Linked DNA regions of Homo sapiens: region 2 is linked to region 1. The links are chromatin contacts, found by Hi-C or POLR2A ChIA-PET in ENCODE. All regions are on one chromosome and are shown on one strand. The core of a region is the stretch at or near the end of the contact, and the rest is flanking DNA. Distances in the headings are between cores, read along the strand shown.

What was found. Hi-C counts contacts between places; a loop is a spot of excess contacts on that map. ChIA-PET counts read pairs that join two places held with the same protein, here RNA polymerase II (POLR2A). Pooled maps may share reads with other maps.
Region 2: a pooled map shows a loop between it and region 1 (8-fold over the local background). The contact joins two enhancer-like sites. A Hi-C loop is called at or near these places in 1 of 168 maps with a recorded cell type or tissue (heart right ventricle) and 9 of 50 pooled maps. POLR2A ChIA-PET finds 5 or more read pairs at or near these places in 10 of 52 experiments (A673, H1, OCI-LY7 and 5 more).

The regions. Positions count from the first base shown.
Region 1 is chr6:157,424,214-157,431,367 of GRCh38, reverse strand. The region is part of intron 1 of ZDHHC14 (zDHHC palmitoyltransferase 14); the gene reads right to left. Among named protein-coding and RNA genes, the nearest start is that of ZDHHC14, 47 kb to the right of the region's middle. RefSeq lists a silencer at 6,925-7,125. Within about 2 kb of position 2,852, at least 4 of the 41 ENCODE cell types and tissues checked have a DNase peak (open chromatin) inside an H3K27ac peak, as active enhancers do.
Region 2 is chr6:157,462,132-157,468,735 of GRCh38, reverse strand. The region is part of intron 1 of ZDHHC14 (zDHHC palmitoyltransferase 14); the gene reads right to left. Among named protein-coding and RNA genes, the nearest start is that of MIR3692, 64 kb to the left of the region's middle. RefSeq lists enhancers at 1,767-2,554, 3,389-3,889, 3,890-4,390. Within about 2 kb of position 3,760, at least 3 of the 41 ENCODE cell types and tissues checked have a DNase peak (open chromatin) inside an H3K27ac peak, as active enhancers do.

The DNA of each region.
Region 1 (7,154 bases), core at 1,603-4,102:
GATTCTTTTCCAGGGCTAGGAGCCTGGCACTGAACTCCCCACTCTGTATGGTTCCTACAGGGAAGAACTTTAGGGCTTGAATCTGGCCCTGACAATTAGACCAGCTGAGTGATCTATTTGGATGAATTACAAGCCTCCCTGAGCCTTGATCATCTCTAAATAGGGACGGTGATGGCACCCACATCAACTGAGTGTTCTGAAGATTAAATTCAAACAATTGCACAGAGCCTGATGTAAGTGCTGGCTTACAACCACCCACACTCACGTTCCTTTCACCTTGTGTCCCGTATACACTCTGGCAGATGGGAGTCTGTGAGCCAGATGAAGACAGCTGCTATTTACAGACAAGTCCATCAAGCAGATCAGCAACACAACAGCTCTGAGGAAGTCCCAGAATGTATCATAACCTGGCTTTACAAGTAACCCAGTCAAAACAGGTGTCAGGCCCATCTTTCTCCAGAGATGACTATCTTATCTAACTCTGTAGAAATGGATTTATCACATGCACACATGTCCAGCCCTACTGTATGCCACACAAATACAAATGCCTTGGCAGGGCCACCAGTGATTGAAGATCTTCAAAACATATGCAGTAGGCAGAATAGTGGTCCCACAGAGATGTCCATACGCTAATCGCCAGAACCTGTGAATACGTTAAGTGACATGGCAAAGGGGAATTCACGTTGCAGACGGAAGCAAGACTGCTCATCAGCTGACATTATAATAGGGAGATTACCCTCCATTATCCTGGTGAGCTCAATATAATCACATGGGTCCTTAAAAGTTGGAAGAGAGGACCAGAGAGATGGCAGTGTGAGAAGGACCCGCCCTGACATTGTTGGCTTTCAAAACAGAGGAAGGCAGCCACAAGCCAGGGAAAGGCGGGGGCAGCCTCTGGAGGCTGAAAAAGGCAAGAAAACAGGTTCTCTCTGGGGCCTCCAGGAAGAATGCAGCCCTTCTGGTATCTTTGCTTTAGTCAAAAGAGATTCATTTTGGACTTCCTACCTCCAAAACTGTAATACAATAAATGTATGCTTTTTTTTTTTTTTTTTTTTTACACAGTCTTGCTTTGTCACCAGGATGGAGTACAGTGTCACACTGTCGGCTCACTGCAACCTCCACCTCCCAGGTTTGAGCAATTCTCCTGCCTCAGCCTCCCGAGTAGCTGGAACTACAGGTGCACACCACCACGCCCAGCTAATTTGTGTATTTTTTAGTAGAGACGGGGTTTCACCATGTTGGCCAGGATGGTCTCAATCTCTTGACCTCGTGATCTGCCTGCCTCGGCCTCCCAAAGTGATAAATGTGTGCTATTTTAAGCCATTAAATTTGTGGAAATTTGTTACAGCAGCAATAGCAAACACATCGTGTTATCCAATCAAGATCTCTTGAGTAGAGATTCCATTAACCCTGGCACTGCTCAGAGACAGCAATTTTCTTAGCCATTCTCCTTCCCTCCTGAAGATTCTCTATCATCCTGAACTCTGGCTTGCTGGTTTGGAGCTGGTTACCTCCATTGTCTCTTGCCATCATATGGGAGACTTCCTCAACTCCCTTTCCAGATCACTTAGGAGGAGGTTTTGAAAAGGGAGGAGAAGACAGATGGCTGCTGAGATCCTGGAATGATATTGAGAGATGAAATATGATTTCCAGGCCTGCTTTATCCAGCCCTTCAAGTCTGTAAAATCGGATCTCCCTCCTTCCTTCTTTATTTCTTTCCTCCTTGCTCTCCTTCCTTCTTTCCCCTCCTTCCTTCCCCTCCTTCTCTCCCTCCCTCCCTCCCTCCCTTCCTTCCTTCCTACCTTCCTTCTACAAACAGCTAGTGAGCCTCTAATATATGCTACATACAGCTAGAGGCAAAGGCATACAAAAATGAGTCAATCATCCTCAATACCCACCCAAGGAACTCATCAGTTAAAGACTTACCATCCATCTAGGGCAGTGATGTGCAAAGTTTTTGGACCATTAACCACAGCAATAAATTCATTTTTATATCACAGTCTACTAAACTGAAACAAAAGTTTCACAAAACAATACCAATGCTTATCAAAGGAGACGTACTCTATTTTCCATTCTACTCTGTTTCTATTCTATTCTCCATTCTGACCAGCAACCTAGTAAGTTGATTTCATGACCTAGTAATGGATTACACCTCTCAGTGGGAAAAATGCTGACCTAAAAGTCTCGACGCCCATGCCGAGATGATCACTGCACAGATCCATGGAGCCTGTCCCCCAGAAATGTTTTCAAAGAATTAGTGGATCCTAGGCCGTTCCCTTCCCCCACGCCCCCACCATCCATGCAGGGTGAGCTGACTCAGACTTGCAGGTTCCAGTCATTTCAATGATAAAATCACTCATCGCAAACACACTCACAAGCTCATCATCCCTTGAAGGGAAGGAATCAAAGGTGCTGAATGTGGAAAACCGTGACTCACTGTTCCTGTCAACCAGGTACATGGCTATAAATGTCACTCGAGTGAAATCATAGTAGAGGGCTCACAGTAACGAAGAAAGCACCAAGCACTGGCTGGGAGCTGAGACCTCTGACTGCTCAGAACAAACCAAAGAGATTAAACTTTATGTAAGGAGCAACAACCAGAACAGGTAACGACTAACAATGCACTGTAATTGACTCGATCAGACTTCCATTTTATACTGGGAAGGTTGCTAGTGAGCACATAAGCAATCTGGCCTGAGACCCCAGCCACCTGTGCTCGGGGGCTAGGGGCGGGGTGGGGCGGGCGGGGGGACTCGCTAAGCAGGAATGCGCCTCTCTCGGGTGCCCTTCCACAAGGCGTAACAGGCCACTAGTTTCAGAGGGCACCGCTATAAAAAGCAGCTGAAAAAGTCACAGTACCCTTTTATGTAAGATGACCTTGTTTGCCGGAGATTTTTTTTTTAATGGGAATTTTTACTCTCAATTACTTGTCATTCCACCTAATGACATATATTAAAGCTTATCTTTTCACAGGCTAATTTTAGACGAATACCAGTTCCCAGATCACTGGTTTAGAAAAACACTACCCTGCTTGGCAAATCCAGTCCACTTTCCTGAGAGGATTTCTATGGCAGAGGAGCTGGCAAGGTCGGGGCACCGGAGGGTGGGAGTGGGCAGGGTCTCTGTGGTGTGTGTGCAGCCCTTTATCTTCCTACTGTGTTGCTGCCACCCATGCAAACACCAAAATGACTGTGCCAGGGCTTAGGTCGTGTCAGCACACTGCCTTTGCGGCACTCTCCTCCCCTTCTCAACAGTTTTGCTGGCAGAAAATATTGAGGTTGAATAAGGTGCTGAAGATAGCACATATCGACAGCAGAACAGCCCTCCAGGAACCCGATATTCCTCTATTCACGATCCCTATTCCTCCTTCACATGGATAAGTGAACACAGCACATATCAATGACAGAACAGCCCTCCAGGAGCCCAATATTCCTCTAATCACAATAAAAGTTTTATTGTGATTTATTAGATTCATCCTTTATGCTGTTACTGAGAAAAGATGAAGACTAGAGCCCCACCATTCCATTGTCCTTGGGGGCCACAATGTCATGGAAAGGATCTTGATGAAAACCTGTTTCCACACTCCGATGGAAGGTGGTCAATCTCACAGTGTGTTTCTGACTCCCACTACTCCAGGAGGAACAGCCCTAGCGCATCTGCCATTTCTGAAAAGAAAATCCAAGCCACCTCCCATGCCGACATCTCAATACTCACGTTCCTCTGCCTGCGGGCCCCTCTGTTCTCCTCTCATATCTCTGCCAGCCTGGACCCCGTGATTTATCACATCAGTTTCCCTTTTGCCATTGCTGTTGACTTTCCAGCCTCCTGGTCCTGCATTTGCTCTGTTAAACTCCAACCCTGAGTGAACCCAGCCAACCATCCTCACCCCCACGCCAACCCATGCTGGTAGGCCCTGCTGGAGAAAGCAGAGTGGGAAGCAGATTCCCCAAAACATAAATGCCCTCCAGTCCTCGGGGCCCTGCATCCTGCGCATCTCTGTAGACACTTTCCCTTCCTATTTCACTGAGTGACATTTCCAAACGCTGAGACCCCAACCCTCACATCTCTGCCCACTTGCTGTATTATGTTTAAAATCAACCATCACACTGGCTTCTGAACACAGATAAACCAAGGGCATGAGGCGAGCCCTCCCACAGCTGCCCCTCCACCCGCCCTTCCTCCTTCCTCCTGTGCTCCCAGGCCCGATGCCCCTCCAGGTCTACGCCTGAGCCTTGTCCCTCCGCCCTGCACGCCCTCTTCCTTCCCTCTCTTCTCCCTGGGGCCCTTGCTCCCCTGCCACCCCAGCTCGCACCGTGCCTCTCCTCCTTTTCCTCTAGACCGATTCCTCACCTACCTTCTCCTCCAGACACTATCTTAAGTTCTCCTTCCCTTACAGCTGCCTTTTATAGAAAGGCCGTCTGCAATGGATGCGCCCACTTCCTGGTCCCTCAGCCCCAGCTGTCACTTTTCAACCCACTACAATGAAGTCTCCGTTTCCACGGAAAACGCTCTTATGGAGGTGAACGGCCTCCCAATGGCCAAAGGTGAGACGGCTTCCCGGCTTCTCTCCTGAGCTCTGTAGAACCTCACGCTGGCCCCTCTCCCGTGGCCTGACTCCCTCCTAGTGCGGCTTCCAGCTCCCCATCCTTTCTGTTCCCTCCCACACACCTGACCGCTGTTTTCCTCCAGCATCCCCTTCTGATCGGCTCTTCCACCTTCTCCCAGGATTCTCCTCATCCAAACCCACAGCCAGGGCTTCCCCAGTGTCAAGCACCAGGCTACCCTCTCTTCTGGGTGCCAGACCCACACATCCTGCGAGCTGGTGCGCTTCTCCCCCTGAGTGCCCCGTAGGCCCCTCAAACTCAACGAGTCAGCTCCATGAAGTGGGGGCCAAACTGCTCTGTGGGTCACCCTCGATCCTAAGACCCTAATGCGGCATGTGGCATGCCATTGGCATTCCATAAATGACTGTTGAATGTTCCAAACCAAATTCATTGATTTTTCCCTTAAAATTGCCTCTCTTCTTGGAATCCCCATCTCAGTGAATGACACCATCCAATCATCCAAGTCGAGTCCTTAGGTCATCCTAGCTGTCCCTTCCCCACCTCCCCACCCAGCATCCATTCAGTGTCAAGCTGTGCAGCTCTCATCTCCATAACGTTCCTTGTGCCAGATCCCTCCTGCCCAACCCAGAACCACCACCTTGCGGGAGGCTCTCACATCTGAACGTGAGCAGCATGACCGCCTCCTTTAGACCTTCCACCCCTGGTCTGGCAGCCTCAGATTCACTGCCCCAGGATCCTCACACTCTGACCCCATCTGCCTCTCTAGGTAGAATGCAGGGGACTAGATGGGGAGCCAGTCTGGTTGGGGGATCAGGAGACTTCTGTGAGGAAGTGCCTATTGAGATGACCTCTGCAAGATAGTAGGAGGTGGTTAGGCAAAGACCTGTGGGGTGGCAGAGGGCAGAGCAGCAAGCATTACAGAGGAAACAGGTGTCCAAGGGTTCTAAGGTTGGCAGGGGCACAGCACGTTCTAGAAGCTACAAGACAGCCGGTGTGGCTGGAGCCCAGGCAGCAAAATGCAGCATCTGGCCAGATGAGGCTGCAGGGGAAACAGGGACCGGATGGCCCAGGGGCTGGGGATGCAGGCAAGAATTTTAGTTTCTACTTCAGAACACCAGGAAGCAGAAGAGTGACATGATCAAGTCTGCCTTTTGAAAAGATCCCTCTTCAAAAATGCTTAGTTAATGAAGTAATGATGGATAATTTCCTAACATGATAAAATGCAGATATCGCAACCAAAATTCAGCATTTAGAAAGGGAACACTAGTCGCATTTCACTATTGAAAAGCAAGACACAATGTCCGCTATCATTGTTCTTTGAGGAGCTGGCCAACATAATTGGGTGAGAAAGAAATTAGAGATTTAAAAATGAGGAAAAAAGAGGTACAGCTCTCACTATTTGCATATGATATGCCTATACAGCTAAAAACCCCCAAAGAATCCATTAAGAAACTACTCAAACCATAAGAGAATTCAGTAGGGTGGTAGAAGCAAGTTAATATGTAGAAATCAATAACTTGCTTGTATATGAACAATAACCAGTTTCAAGAGATATTAGAAGGAAAGGCCTCCATTTATAATAGAAGCAAGAGGGTGAAATTAACAGTAAATGAAACAAGAGTTGTACAAGATCCTTATGAAGAGAATTTAAATTAACCTGAGGGACGCAGAAAACTTGATGTCCATTCCTGGACAGGAAGATTCAACAATAAGACAATGTCAATGCTTCCTAAATTAATCTATAAACATAATGCAACCCCAATAAAAATAACAATGGGAGTCTTAAACATCAGAACACTCTTGATTTTGGAGTTTATATGAAAAGCTCCCTCTGGCTGCAGTGTGGCTGGCTATGGACTGAAGAGTGAGAGTGGGCGGGCTGGCGGGTGACCTAGGACACCTGGCAGGGATCCTGCTGAAGAAGCTGGGCCCAGCTGACTCTGGGGCCTGGGGTGGGGTTGGGGACGCAGTGAAGGGCACATTTGAGAGATATTTCTATGGAGAAATTCCCAGGCCGTTGTGATTGATTGGATAGGGGAGGTGAGAAAGAGAAGTCAAACCAGGACTCCCGGTTTGTTCATTTAATCATTAATCGAATCTCCTGCAAACTTATCCCCATGTTACTAAAATCACTGCTCGGGGCAGGGTTTCTGGGCCCCCAGACAGATTTCACAAGAACCTCCAGAAAGGCTTTTTAACCAGTTGTTTGTTCATAGCCAAGCGAAGCACCACGTTTGCTCTCTGACTCTGCTAATCAGGTGTTCCGCTTAGAGCTTTGGAGAACAGGACGGCTTCAAGCTCAGAAAGCCTCAGAAAGACACTTGTTCTCTCCCTATCTGTGCTGTCAGTCCCCCTTTTGATTCAAAATCGCACCACCAAAAAATAGGGCAGTGATTGTGTTTGAGTTTGACCTCGTCAGATTCAACGTTTACTTGAGCTGTGGCTTGACATCTCCATACTGCCTTCACTCTTCTTTAATAAACAAATAAGTCCTGAAGGCAAAACAAAATTTCTCACCACCACTGGCATACCATTTTATCACAGCAATATCCCTTTAAGGTTTGCCTTTTTTCCCCTCTGTTCAGAATT
Region 2 (6,604 bases), core at 2,511-5,010, 36 kb before region 1:
CAAGTGTCTTCCTAGGCTTATCTTCTCCATAAAACAGGAAATCAGCATTACTCCTCCAATGAAAGCAAGACGACTTCACAAAAGAGCAGGGCCTCCTTCTATCTGCTTTATCATAAACTTGGACAATCATTCTGAAAACATACTTTGTCTTTTGGGATCACAGTGTTAAGGGGAGCTTCTTGCTATCAAGAGACAGCTGTTTGCTGTAGTACTCATATAAATGCCACATGTTTGCAATCCTTGAGAAGAACCTTCTTTCTAACTGGACAGGCACTGTATCTTCAGCAGGACCCAGCAATTAAGGGGAAGGCTTGTGCTGTGTAAGCATGTCCTCTATACTGGAAGCCCTTTAACAACAGAAGGATGTAAAATATCACAAGGAATGGGCTTTTGAGAATGTGCAGTGCTGTCACCATCCCTGCTACCTCCGCGTTCAGAGCCAGATTCACTTTAGTGCACACTGGACATTGATGATTTCCTAGACGAATTAGGTCAGAGGGGCTGATGGAAGCCAAACTTTGCCTGAGGCTCCCTCCAGTGAAGCTTGCTGCCTGCCCTGTCTTCCCCTCTCCAGCCCTCCACTCAGGTTCTTTCCCTGGTGCTGCCCTTTGCTCTAACTCAGGAGTTGTTAGGTTATAGTTTTCTTCTTATAGTAGTGATTTTTCCAAACTTTTTGGAATGTTGACAACCTATCCTTGTTTTTCTGATGTGATGCTTTTTCTCTTATGCCTAAAGTGCTACATAACACACACAATTATTTAATAGGATTTAAAGTCTTCCAGGAAGTATTCATAGGAACCCCAAAGTGGAACCAACTCAAATATCCATCGACCGATATATGTATAAATATGATGCGGTCTACTCATACAACAGAATATTATACCGCCATAATGAGGGATGAATCACACCTGTAATCCCAGCACTTTGGGAGGCCGGGATGGGCGGATTACCTGAGGTCAGGATTTCCAGATCAGCCTGGCCAAAATGGTGAAACACCATCTCTACTAAAAACACAAAAATTAGCCAGACGTGTTGGCAGGCGCCTGTAATTCCAGCTACTTGCGAGTCTGAGGCAGGAGAATCGCTTGAACCCGGGAGATGGAGGTTGCAGTGAGCCAAGATCATGTCACTGTACTCCAGCCTAGGCAATAGAGTGAGGCTCCATCTCAAAATAAATAAATAAATAAATAAATAAATAAATAAATAAATAAATAAATAAAATGAGGAATGAAGAACTCATAGATACTACAACATGGATAAACCCTGAACACACTATGCTGAGTGAGAGAAGCCAGGCACAAAAGGCCACATAATACATGACTCCATTTATCTGAAACGTCCAGAATAGACAAATCTATAGAGACAGAAAATAGATTAGTGGTTGCCTAGGCCAGGCAGGGGTGGTGGGGTAGGACAGGGGGAGCAACTGTTGGTGGGTATGGGTTTCTTTTTAGGGCAATGAAAAGGTTCTAAAACTAGAGAAGAGTGATAGTTGTACAACTCTGAGTATACTAAAAGCCACTGAATTGTGTACCTTAAAAGGGCAAATCTCACGGCATGTGAGTTACATCTCAATAAAGGTGCTGTAAAAAAATCTTGCAATGCGAGAATTTTATGACCTCCTTCAAAATAAATTTAAAAACTCGGATGGTGTTTCCAAATTAGAGATGGGAACATGCCTTATGGGGTTTGCAAACTCAAACAGGAGAAGTAGGCTGGGTGGAAAGGCATAGACAAGGGTAGGAGCCTTCAGTCACCTGGAGAATGAGCCTCGCCATGTGAGGGCAGCTACTGCGCAGTTCCCACCAGACCTCTCAGGCCCAGTATTGCCAGGTTTTACTTTTTTTTTTAACATTTTTTTCAAGAAAAAAATAATAATTTTTTTTGTTTTTTGTTTTTTGAGAAAGAGTCTCACTCTGTCGCCCAGACTGTAGTGCAGTGGTGTGATCTCGGCTCACGAGCTTTCATCTCCTGGGTTCAACTGATTCTCCTGCCTCAGCCTCCCACGTAGCTGGAATTACAGGTGCCTGCCACCACACCCAGCTAATTTTTGTATTTTTAGTAGAGACGGCGTTTCACCATGCTGGCCAGGCTAGTGTCGAACTCCTGGCCTCAGGTGATCCGCCCACCTTGGTCACCCAAAGTGCTGGGATCACAGGCGTGAGCCACCATGCCTGGCCAAAAAAACAAAAGAATTTAATTTTAGTTGAAATTGTCTTATTTTGGTTTTTACAACTAATTCAATTTTTTAAATAACACATATTTGATTTCTGCATTTACTGCTGAGTCAACAAATATTCCTGAGTGCCTCCTGTGTGCCAAGCACAGTCCTAAACCCTGGGAATCCACAATGGCCAGGGACGCAGGTATGGGCTGTGATCCTGTCAATGGGAGGGTGCTACTGTGGAGCAGATGGCCCTGTACAGCACGCACCGAGCTGTCCTTGCTGCATGGCACTTGGGGCCCTGCATTGCCATGGGAACCAGCATTGCTGGCAGCTGCACTTACCCAGGGAGAGGTAAGCCAGCATCACAGCAAGCCACAGGGGCCCTCTCCAGTCCTCCCTAGAGAAGCATGAGTGCGCTCAGAGAGGCAGCTGAGGATCAGGCCAAGGTAGAAGAAATTCTCAGGCTGTGGGGCCCGCCTGCGAGATGCCTATCTTCCCATATCTCTCTCTCTCTTTTTTTTTTCTTTGAGACAGAATCTCACTCTGTCGCCCAGGCTGGAGTGCAGCGGCACCATCTCGACTCACTGCAAGCTCCGCCTCCCGGGTTCAAGTGATTTTCGTGTCTCCGCCTCCCGAGTAGCTGGGATTACAGGCACCCGCCACCATGCCCGGCTAATTTTTGTATTTTTAGTAGGGACGGGGTTTCGCCGTGTGGGCCAGGCTGATCCTGAACTCCTGGACTCAGGTGATCCACCTGCCTCAGCCTCCCAAAGTGCTGAGATTACAGGCATAAGCTATCGCGCCCAGCCCCCACCTCTCTCTACCAAGTTCAGACCTCTGGAGAGTGACCAAGGCACAGAGGCCAACCTGCCCTCAGGGGTAGAATCTCCTGGTACGTGACATTTTAACGAGAGCCTCATGGCACTACACAGAAGACTGACCTTGAAGATTTCTTTTTTTTTTTTAGCATCTCTTGCTAAATAGAACGGCATTAACTATCCAGATGCCATGGTTCAATCCAGACTCCCTAGGAAAGAAGACTCTAAGTCATCCATTTTATTTCATTTCCCGTTTTGTGTGGTTCCTGGGGAGAATGCATTGTTATGGGGGTGGCCATTGTTTTAATGGGCTTGGGCATTTTTACCACACTCAGTAGGGACTTTCTGTCCCCCAAGGGATCTGATCTCAAGGAGACAATTCTCAGAAAAGCTCTCATAAATAACAGTGAGTCAGAACCACAAAATTAAGATGTTTTTAGTTTCAGAGTAGGCACCTAAATGTACTCTACTTGGTTTATGACAAGTTAAGTATAATCTGAAACTAACACAATCTAAAATGTAATGGCACAACAGGAGAACTGAACATGTTTGTGTTTTTCTAAAAAGAAAATTAAATCTTTTTTTTTCATTGGTTCAACCCAATAAACAACCATTAAAATGTAAAAAAAAAAAAAAAAAAAAAAAGGAGAAAGAGAAAAAAACACGCTGCTTTTTAGAATGTCACAGGGTAGGTTAGATGGCTGCAAATTCTTTGCTGCTCCCAGAACTTGCATGTGACAGAAGCACAAGCCTGGGTCTTTCAAGGCTGGCTCAGCTTTGGTCTTGGTTTCTTGGAACACTGGCCCTAGAGGCTGGTTACCCAAGACCACCCTGCTGCGACGAAGCCACAGCTGGCCCGCCCTGAGCTGCTCTGGTCACAGCTACGTACGAGAGAGATTTGTGAGGGAGGCAGCCAAGGGCGGACGGCCCTGGCAGCCAGGATCAGGCAGAAGCTGCATGAAATGGCCTAACCAGACAACGCCCAGCTGAACCAAGTCAACCCACAGAACCAGGAGATAGTAGAACAAAATTTGCTTCGGGTCACTAAGTTTTGGGGTGGCTTAAAGACAATAATAGATCATTAGAATAGGCAGGAAAAGAGAAAGTGATTAATTTTCATAGATTCATTTACAAGAGGGAAAAGCAGTTAATCTGGACCAATGATAGCTTCCCATACATTCACCCTAAAATCTACTTCATAATATACAGGTGTAATTTGAAGAGCACAAGTAACCATTAAATAAGTCAATAATATTTACTGAATACCTACTATGTACACAGCTAAGAAATAGAATATCTAATCAGGAATTATCTAATTTAATAAGTCCTGGTCTGAATGAATGAGGAAACTATGAACTATAACTCTTTTTAGTCAGAGGAGAAAAGGCAAATAAATGAATTATTTCAAAGTCCTAAGATGAAAGATACTATTCAGCATATATATTTAAGAACAAGGTTATCAAAGTATGTGTATTAAAATATACATGCAAACGGAATATTTCAGGTTGTAGTCTTCTCAAGAGCAGGAAGCAATTCCATCCAACCTCTAGAAACTTCAGAACTCTAAGGTTAAAGAAGGATTTTCAACATATACATGTAGTTGTCACGATTAAATACTTAAACATGGACTGAACTTCTATTACAGCTTATGTTTTTACCTTTGCTTACTACAACTTTTAAAAGTTTCATCATTAGTGTTAATTTATTTTATTTTATTTTATTTTTTGAGACAGAATCTTGCTCTGTCACCCAGGCTGGAGTGCCGTGATGCAATCTCAGCTCACTGCAACCTCCACCTCCTGGACTCAAGTGATTCTCATGCCTCAGCCTCCTGAGTAGCTGGGACTGCAGGCATGAGCCACAATGCCTGGCTAATTTTTGTATTTTTTGTAGAGATGGGGTTTCACCACATTGGCCAGGCTGGTCTCGAACTCCTGACCTCAGGTCATCCGCCTGCCTCAGCCACCCAAAGTGCTGGGATTACAGATGTGAACCACTGTGCCGGCTGGTGTTAATTTTCAGATCTGACTAATGAAAGGTAAAGCGGGGAGACATTGGGACGAAGTGCCAGCACCATCTGCTTAGCTTGAGAATTATTTTATATCTAAGAGTATATTATCCACAATAGCCATCTTAACCTGGCAAGACCTTCTTCAGGTGGGAATACTGGATGGAGCTGCTGTCTTACATTCCTTTCTGATGATTCTTCCTGTAGGCTCAGTCACTGTCAACCCCTCTGGTGAAGAGTTGGGGGTGATAGAGAGCACAGCACTGCTATGGATATACAAATGTATAGGGGCAGGGCTACACATTTTGGGGTGCTTTTAAGACCTCTGGAGGTCTTAAAATAATAATAATAGCTCATTAGAATAGGCAGGAAAAGAGAATGTGATTATTTTGCATAAATCTTCATTTATAGCAAGAGGGGAAAAAATAATGAATCTGGACTATTCAATTGTTTCTATTGAAAAACCAATTTCAATTGTTCTATGCCATGTTCCAAACACCGAAGAGACAACAGAAACAACAGGCTGTGACATTTCTATTTTCTTATGTTCTCAGGTCTTCATTTTCCAAACTAAGCATTTCCCATGGAAGGATCTCATTTCCAGCTGCCTCACGTGCATGTCTGAATAGCCAACAACTCGTGTAATAAACTTTCTATATAACATGCACCTACCTACTTGAACTCAGCCGACATAAGAATCTTTCTGGAAAAGAGACTGACTCCTAGCTACAATTATCTTTATGCACTTTTAGGAAATTTTATTGGTAATGAAACAGCAGTATTTTATTCTTGGTAATTCTGTGAGGGTCACAGTTAAACAATTAAACAGCATTAACCACCACTGTACTGTTCGACACAACATCCAGCCCCCTTAATGGGTAACTTCAGCTGAGTCTGCAGAGACAGCCATGAAAAAAGGCAGTGAAGGGCAGGAAGAGGCCCCCGCCAGGCCCTCCAGGGCTGGGGGGCACTGGGCTGGGCACTTCAAACAGAGAACCCTGGATTCTTTTCCCACTTTGTGAGGAGCCGATTTAAGGAGCAGACAGCTAAGGGAAGATTTATAAACACAATAATTTTTGTTTCTAAGAGTTATAATGCAAAGCAGGGATAGGCATTCTCCTCCAAAGAGGTTCTCAAAGAGATCCTCTGAAGCCAGAGAATACCACATTTCTTTGCCTAACCCAAAAGTCCTCGGAATCTTCATTTGTCAGCAGAAGCTCTGAAAACAAGGCACTGCACTACTTTTTTTGCCTAATGTGGTGGAAGACAGCCCCATGACAACAAAGAGAAAGAAAAATCGCTTTTCTTATAAGTCAGAACATAATGCAGGCTTATGGCTCGAGGTAACTTTGCTGTTGAAATCCTTGAAGGATCCACAAGGCACTCATCGCTCCAGTTAGTGTTCATCTTGTGGAAACCTACAGTGAATCTCACTAGAAAATATACTGGAAAAGAATAGAAAGGGTGAACAGGCATGTCCGTCAACTCTGAAACCCCAGAGCTAAGGAGACCACTTTGAACTGAAGGAGGCAGATTCAGGGTAAGTAAGAAAAAGAGCTAACTTTACACGATGGTGGAAAATTCATGACAACACAGAGGACACTGAAGAGG